Regions from separate parts of the Homo sapiens genome. Here region 2 is linked to region 1. The links are chromatin contacts, found by Hi-C or POLR2A ChIA-PET in ENCODE. All regions are on one chromosome and are shown on one strand. Each heading gives the region's core, a stretch centred on a gene start or an enhancer-like site at or near the end of the contact. The rest is flanking DNA. Distances are from core to core; before and after follow the strand shown. Region 1 overlaps KYNU (kynureninase). Region 2 overlaps KYNU (kynureninase).

What was found. A loop is a pair of places that touch in the nucleus more often than their neighbours do. ChIA-PET counts read pairs that join two places held with the same protein, here RNA polymerase II (POLR2A). Pooled maps may share reads with other maps.
Region 2: a loop to region 1 is called in a map of PC-9, with 8 times the contacts of the local background. The contact joins two enhancer-like sites. A Hi-C loop is called at or near these places in 3 of 168 maps with a recorded cell type or tissue (B cell, HepG2 and PC-9), 1 of 37 single-sample maps with no recorded cell type and 1 of 50 pooled maps. POLR2A ChIA-PET finds 5 or more read pairs at or near these places in 5 of 52 experiments (GM12878, HepG2, MCF 10A and 2 more).

The regions. Positions count from the first base shown.
Region 1 is chr2:142,902,039-142,906,093 of GRCh38, reverse strand. All of the region lies in intron 2 of KYNU (kynureninase), which reads right to left. Among named protein-coding and RNA genes, the nearest start is that of KYNU, 26 kb to the right of the region's middle. Within about 2 kb of position 2,218, at least 2 of the 41 ENCODE cell types and tissues checked have a DNase peak (open chromatin) inside an H3K27ac peak, as active enhancers do; they include PC-9, where a contact is called at or near this core.
Region 2 is chr2:142,942,611-142,946,665 of GRCh38, reverse strand. All of the region lies in intron 4 of KYNU (kynureninase), which reads right to left. Among named protein-coding and RNA genes, the nearest start is that of KYNU, 67 kb to the right of the region's middle. Within about 2 kb of position 1,830, at least 2 of the 41 ENCODE cell types and tissues checked have a DNase peak (open chromatin) inside an H3K27ac peak, as active enhancers do; they include PC-9, where a contact is called at or near this core.

The sequences.
Region 1 (4,055 bases), core at 969-3,468:
TGAGAGAGAGAGAGAGACAGAGAGGAGAGAAAGAGAAAGAGGCAGAGAGAGAGAAAAGGGAGAGAAAGAGACAGAGAGGAGAGAGAGAGAGACAGAGATGAGAGAGAGAGAAAGAAATAGAAAGATAGAAGTAGTAAAGAAAAACAGTGTGCCCTATTCCTTTAAAAGCCAGGGTAAATTTAAAACCTATAATTGATAATCGAAGGTCTTCTCTGTGACCCTATAATACTCCAATACTACCTTGTTGTCAGTGTAAACAAGGGCATAGCCAGAAACACTGAGACCACTGACAACCTGTAGCCTTCCTATCAAAAATTCTTAACCCAGTAACCCACAAATGGCCCAAATGCATTCAATCAGTAGCGGTAACTGCTTTGCTAACAGAAGAAAGTAGAAAAATAACCTTTAGAGGAAACCTTATTGTGAGCACACATAACCAGTTCAGAGCTATCCTAAGTCAAAAAAGCAAAAAGGTAGCTTACTAACTCAAAAATCTTAAAGTATCGGGCTATTCTATTAGAAAACGGTGATTTAACACTAACCACTGAAAATTCCCTTAACCTAGCAGCTTTCCTAACAGGGGATTTAAATCTTAATTACCATACAAAGGTCCTACCAGACCTAGGAGGAACTCCCTTCGGGACACAAGGATAGATGCTTCCTCTCGGGTGATTGAGAAAAAAACCACAATGGGTATTCATTAATTGATAGTGAGACTCTTGTGGAAGAAGAGTTAGGAGAATTCCCTAATCGTTGGTCTGTCAAACGTGTGAGCTGTTTGCACTCAGCCAAGCCTTAAAGTACCTACAAAACCAGCAAGCCCATCTTTTTCTCCTTGCTCTCCTCGTAGGAAAAAGGCACATAAGATAAACAGGATCCCTCTCTCATATTTCGTACCCAAAAGGACTTAATCTGGGGCAACAAAAAGCTTAATATCAATATTTAGGGCATATTCCTACAAAAGTAAAGAAGGACAAAGACCCTAGTGGGCAAAGAACTCCATCTCACTCCTGACTCAAAAGGTTACCTTCACCCTCTCTGAAACGAATTTGCATAAGAACTGTTGTTTATGGGAATGCATCTTGATGGGCAGCCAGGTTGTTATGAAAGACTCAGGAACTCAGCCCAGCTCTAGGACTCACCCCTGAGCACAAAGGCAATGTTGGGCACGCTGGTAAAGGACCACTAGAATCCAGCAGCCCGGATCCCTTTCTTTGTGGTCAAGAAAGGCGGGAAAAGGGGTGCAGGACTGCTACATTGGTGAGCACAACTAATCCGATAAGCAGAGGTCCATGGGTGGTTACACACCGTGGAAAGGACCATAGAGAACACTGTAGAACTAAGCTCATCAGAAAATGACTAGGGGTGCTGGCAAAACATTCCCCCCAAGGCAAAAACACCCCTAAAATGTATTCTGGAGAATTCGGCCTTGTCAGAGTGTATGTACCTTTTTCCCTGTCAGACTTGAAGCAAATTAAAATAGACCTAGGTAAATTCTCAGATAACCCTGTTGGCTATATTGATGCTTTACAAGGGTTAGGACAATCCTTTGATCTGACATGGAGAGATATAATGTTACTGCTAGATCAGACACTAATCCCAAATGAGAGAAGTGCTGCCATAACTGCAGCCTGAGAGTTTGGTGATCTCTGGTATCTCAGTCAGGTCAATGATAGGATGACAACAGAGGAAAAAGAACAATTCCCCACAGGCCAGCAGGCAGTTCCCAGTGTAGACCCTCATTGGGACACAGAATCAGAACATGGAATTGGTGCCACAGACATTTGCTAACTTGCTTGCTAAAGGACTAAGGAAAACTAGGAAGAAGCCTATAGATTATTCAGTGATGTTCACTATAACACAAGGAAAGGAAGAAAATCCTACTGCCTTTCTGTAGAGACTAAGGGAGGCATTGAGGAAGCAAACTCTCTGTCACCTGACTCTGTTGAAGGCCAACTAATCTTAAAGGTTAAGTTTATCACTCAGTCAGCTGCAGACATTAGAAAAAAACTTTAAAAGTCCACCTTAGGCCCAGAGCAAAACTTAGAAACCCTATTGAACTTGGCAACCTCGGTTTTTTATAATAGAGATCAGGAGGAGCAGGCAGAACAGGATAAACGGGATAAAGAAAAGGCCACCACTTTAGTCATGGCCCTCAGGCAAGCACGACTTCGGAGGCTCTGGAACAGGGAAAGTCTGGACAAATTGAATGCCTAATAGGGCTTGCTTCCAGTGCGATCTACAAGGACACTTTAAAAAAGATTGTTCTAATAGAAATAAGCCACCCCCCTCGTCCATGCCCCTTATGTCAAGGGAATCACTGGAAGGCCCACTGCCCCAGGGGACGAAGGTCCTCTGAGTCAGAAGCCACTAACCAGATGATCCAGCAGCAGGACTGAGGGTGCCTGGGGCAAGCGCCAGCCCATGCCATCACCCTCACAGAGCCCCGGGTATGCTTAACCATTGAGGGCCAGGAGGTTAACTGTCTCCTGGACACTGGCGTGGCCTTCTCAGTCTTACTCTCCTGTCCTGGACAACTGTCTCCAGATCTGTCACTATCCAAGGGGTCCTGGGACAGCCACTAGATACTTCTCCCAGCCACTAAGCTGTGACTGGGGAACTTTACTCTTTTCACATGCTTTTCTAATTATGCCTAAAAACCCCACTCCCTTGTTAGGGAAAGACATTCTAACAAAAGCAGGGACCATTATACACCTGAACATAGGAAAAGGAACACCCGTTTGTTGTCCCCTGCTTGAAAAAGGAATTAATCCTAAAGTCTGGGCAACAGAAGGACAATATGGACGAGCAAATAATGCCCGTCGTGTTCTAGTTAAACTAAAGGATTCCACCTCCTTTCCCTACCAAAGGCAGTACCCCCTTAGACCCGAGGCCCAACAAGGACTCCAAAAAATTGTTAAGGACCTAAAAGCCCTACTCCTAGTAAAACCATGCAATAGCCCCTGCAATCCTCCAATTTTAGGAGTAAAGAAGCCCAATAGACAGTGGAGGTTAGTACAAGATGTCAGGATTATCAGTGAGGCTGCTGTTCCTCTATACCCAGCTGTACCTTACCCTTCTACTCTGCTTTCCCAAATACCAGAGGAAGCAGAGTGGTTTACAGTCCTGGACCTTAAGGATGCCTTTTTCTGCATCCCTGTACATTCTGATTCTCAATTCTTATTTGCCTTTAAAGATGCTTCAAACCCAATGTCTCAACTCACCTGGACTGTTTTACCCCAAGGGTTAAGAGATAGCCCACATCTATTTGGCCAGGCATTAGCTCAAGACTTGAGACAGTTCTCATACCTGAACAGTCTTGTCCTTTGGTACATGGATAATCTACTTCTAGCTGCCTGTTGAAAAAACCTTGTGCCATCAAGCCACCCAAGCGCTTTTAAACTTCCTCACCACTTGTGGCTACAAGGTTTCCAAACCAAAGGCTCAGCTCTGCTTACAGCAGGTTAAATACTTAGGGCTAAAATTATCCAAAGGCACCAGGGCCCTCAGTAAGAAATGTATCCAGCCTATACTGGCTTATCCTCATCCCAAAACCCTAAAGCAAATAAAAGGTTCCTTGGCATAACAGGCTTCTGCCAAATATGGATTCCCAGGTACGGCAAAATAGCCAGGCCATTATATACACTAATTAAGGAAGCTCAGAAAGCCAATACCCATTTAGTAAAATGGACTCCTAAAGCAAAAGCAGCTTTCCAGGCCCTAAAAAAAGGCCTTAACCCAAGACTCAGTGTTAAGCTTACCAACGGGGCAAGACTTTTCTTCATATGTCACAAAAAACAGAAATAGCTCCAGGAGTCCTTACACAGGTTCAAGGGACCAGCTTGCAAACCATGGCATACCTAAGTAAGAAAATTAATGTAGTGGCAAAGGGTTGGCATCATTGTTTACGGGTAGTGGCGGCAGTTGCAGTCTTAGTATGTAAAGCAGTTAAAATAATACAGGGAAGAGATCTTACTGTGTGGACATCTCATGATGTAAACAGCATACTCACTGCTAAAGGAGACTTGTGGCTGTCAGACAATCGTTTGCTTAAA
Region 2 (4,055 bases), core at 581-3,080, 41 kb before region 1:
TACTCTTCCTGTGCTTTATAAGTGAAACGACAAAGCCTGGACAACAGCCCACCTATTTACAGCATGGTTTGCTGACTATGTTAAGCTCACTGTTGAGACCTAATGCTCAGAAAAAGAAATATTTTCAAAACATTTAGTGCTTATTGACAATGCACATAGTCGCCCAAGAGCTCTGATGGAGATGTACAAGGATATTAAACTTTTCAAGTTTGCTAACACAATATCCATTCTGCAGTCCATGGATCATGGAGTAATTTTGACTTTCAAGTAGTATTCTTTAAGAATAAAATTTGGCAGCCGGGCAGGGTAATCCCAGCACTTTGGGAGGCCTAGGCATGTGGATTGGATGAGCTCAGGAGTTTGAGACCAGCCTGAGCAAAATGGTGAAACCCCATTTTTACCAATGATACAAAAAGTAGCCAGGCATGGTCGCTTGTACCTGTGGTCCCAGGTACTCGGGGGAAGCTGAGGCCAGAGAATTGCCAGAGCCCAGGAAATCAAGGCTGTAGTGAGCTGATTGCACCACTGTATTCCAGCCTGTGTGACAGAGCAAGACTCTGTCTCAAAAATAAAAAATAAAAATAAAAAACAAAATACAAAAATTAAAGTTAAAAATTTGGAAAAAAGGCCAGGTGTGGGGTGGCTTATGCCTGTAATCCTAGCACTTTGGGAGGCCAAAGTGGGTGGATCACCCAAGGTCAGGAGTTCGGGACCAGCCTGGTCAACATGGTGAAACCCCACCTCTACTAAAATTATAAAAATTAGCCAGGGATGGTGGTGCATGCCTGTAATCCCAGCTACTTGGGAGTTTGAGTCAGGAGAATCACTTGAACCTGGGAGGCAGAGGTTGCAGTGAGCCGAGATTGTGCCACGGCACTCCAGCCTGAGCGATAGAGACTGCTTTTCCAAAAAAAAAAAAATTAAATACAATTAAAAAAAGCATTTTGTGAGGATATTGTTGCCACAGATAGTGATCCCTCTGATGGATCTCTGCAAAGTCAGTTGAAAACCTTCTGGAAAGGATCTACCATTCTAGATGCCACTAAGAACATTCATGATTATTGGGAGGAGGTCAAAATATCAACATGAACAGGAACTGGGGAAGTTTATTCCAACCCTCATGGATGACTGATAGGCTCAAGGCTTCAGGTGGAGGAAATAATTGCAGATGTAGTGGAATAGCAAGAGAACTAGAATTAGAAGTGGAGCCTGAAGATGTGACTGAATTGTTGCAATCTCATAATAAAACTTCAACAGATGAGGGGTTGCCTCTTACGAAAGTGCAAAGAAAAATGGTTAAGATTTTGAAGATGGTGAAGATGCTGTGAACATTGTTGAAATGACAACAAAGGATTAAAATGTTTCATTAACTTAATTGATAAAGCAGTGGCAGGATTTCAGAGGATTGCTTCAAATTTTGAAAGTTCTACTGTGAGTAAAATACTATCAAATAGCATCACAAGCTACAGAGATTTCTTCCATGAAAGGAAGACTCAATTAACATGGCAAACGTGATTGCTATCTTATTTTAAGAAATTGCCACAGCCACTCCAGCATTCAGGTAACACCATCCCAATTGGTCAGCAGCCATTAATATAGAGGCAAGACAACCCACATCAGCAAAAAGATTACAGCTCACTGAAGGTTCAGATGATTGTTAGCATTATTTAGCAATAAAGTATTTTTTTAATTAAGGTATCCACATTGCTTTTTAGATGCAATGCTATTGCATACTTAATAGACTACAGTATAGTGTAAACATAACTTTTGTATGTACTGTTTAACCAAAAATGTGTGTGATTCACTTGATTACAATATTTGCATTACTGCAGCAACCTGGAACCAAGCCACAATATCTTTGAGGTATGTCTGTATTTTCAAAAGATTATTTACCTAATTGGCCTATCTTTTTTGGTTCAAATTAGATTTCTGAAACCAATATTGTCCTAAGATGTTTCAATATCATCATTTCACTAACAATCTTTTTTTTTTAAAAGTTAACCAAAGTTTATTCAAGTTGTTTTTCTTCATTCCTTTACTTTTTCCTAATTATTTTGAATTAATGTGGAAACATCAAGAGCTCCAGTTATGTTGGGGCAAAATTTTTAAAATGCTTCTGGAGAGCTTAGCAGGTTTTGAAAGGATCTTTACTTTATCAGATCATCTATGACTCACTGCAATAAATGTCAAGATTTAAATCACTTCTGAGATGAGTGTGAGCCAGTGCTCTAATCCAAAGAGTGCTTCTCTGCTTATTTATTCCTTGTTTATTTATTTATTGAACATCATATTTTTGCTTTACCAGAAGATAAAACTTAGTTAAATGCAAGCAACTGCATTCTGGTCTCAAAGACTGGCAAGCTAATGTTTATGGATCCATTAAGTATTTCAGCACTTCTAATTATGTGACTTGTATTATTTCAGCATGCATAGCAACTCAATAAGGTACCTACTCTAATTCTCTTCATTTCATAACGAGGAAACTGATGTGCAAAGAGATGAACTAACTGACCAAAAGTCTTGTAGAAGAAAAATAAAATAAGAATGTTCTTTCAGGGTTAAAGCATTGTTTACAGAAAATACTCTGTGTATTTGACTTGAGACTGAGGATCTTAACCAACTTCCCTCTGTGTCTTTTTAATCCTAACATAATTTCAAATCTCTTGCAAAGTGGGGATGACAAGGCCCCAAGCTGTTTACCATTGGATAAGAGGGTTCATTACGGGTCTCATAACTGCCATACAATGTTCTGTATATTTTATTAAGCAGATGCAAATGTTATTGTGGATTTGGCTGTAAGGTTTGTAATTAGGCTAAGTCCAAGAACTTTACATTCCATTTTTCAAGTAACAAATTTCAGCAGCCTTTAGAGGTGGCTGGTACATGACTGAGGGTCTGCAGCTGTGGGGGGATAGCTTCCAGGGATTATTGCTTCTCTGAGGGTCAGCCACGGATTTCATAAAGCAAATTTATGTTCACATTACACCATTTTTATAACCTTGAATGCATGTAGCTAACGCTGTGTGATTTTTATCTATCCAGGGAGAAGTAAGCTTAATAATAATATTAATAATATTCTTCAGCAATTTTATTTCTACCATCTTGATAATATGACATTAATTATAAGGGAAAGTTATTCCATGTTTTGAAGAATTATTGGCTCTCTATAAAATGTTTCATTAACAGTTTTTCTTCTCATCTGAAATTGAATTTTTTCTACTTCTATGAATAAATATGGTTATTATTTCTTTCTCTTCTCTATCCACACTATCAATTTGTACACATAATAATTTTTATTATCCTCCTGGTAACTTCTTTTTAAAATTTTTTATGGTAAATTAAAGGCTGTGGTTTTAAGAACCTGGAAGACTCAATCACGACCCAAAATATACAACTTGTCTGTTTGCTCATGGCACATTTAGACAACCTGGTGTTACAGTAGGTAGTCAGGCAGACATGAGCAGGGCAGGCATCTCCTTCCCATCACCAGGAATGTCAGGTGATGGTCAGGCAGTTGTTAACTGTCTCTCTAAAATAATAATTGGTTGCAGCCAGTGCCAGGGAAAGACAGTCTCCCAAAAGATAGAAAAAAACCTGAAACTCGTGATCAGCAGTTTCCCAATATCTCAGGATTTGGGTGAGTGGGCTCAAGCATGTACATTAAGAGGCAAAATGGCCAATTTTTAATGTCTCTTATGTGACCTTCTAGGGACATTCAGCTGGTAAGGGAAGAATGCCTCAAGTGAGTATGCACATATCTCCAGTAAACACACTGCACATGCAGCCCCTCCCAAGTGCTACCAGGCCAATGTGCATGAGGACAGCCCATCCCAAGGGAAGAATCAGGGGAGAAGGGACACAAGCCTCCAGAAGCATGCCAAAATACAAAACCCAAAGTCAAAGGTCAAACCATGCACTTGATCTCTCAAGTTGCCCACTTGGCCCTTTCAAGTATACTTTACTTCTTTTCATTCCTGCTCTAAAACTTTTTAATAAACTTTCACTCCTGCTCTAAAATTTGCCTTGATCTCTCCTGCCTTACGCCCCTCAGTTGA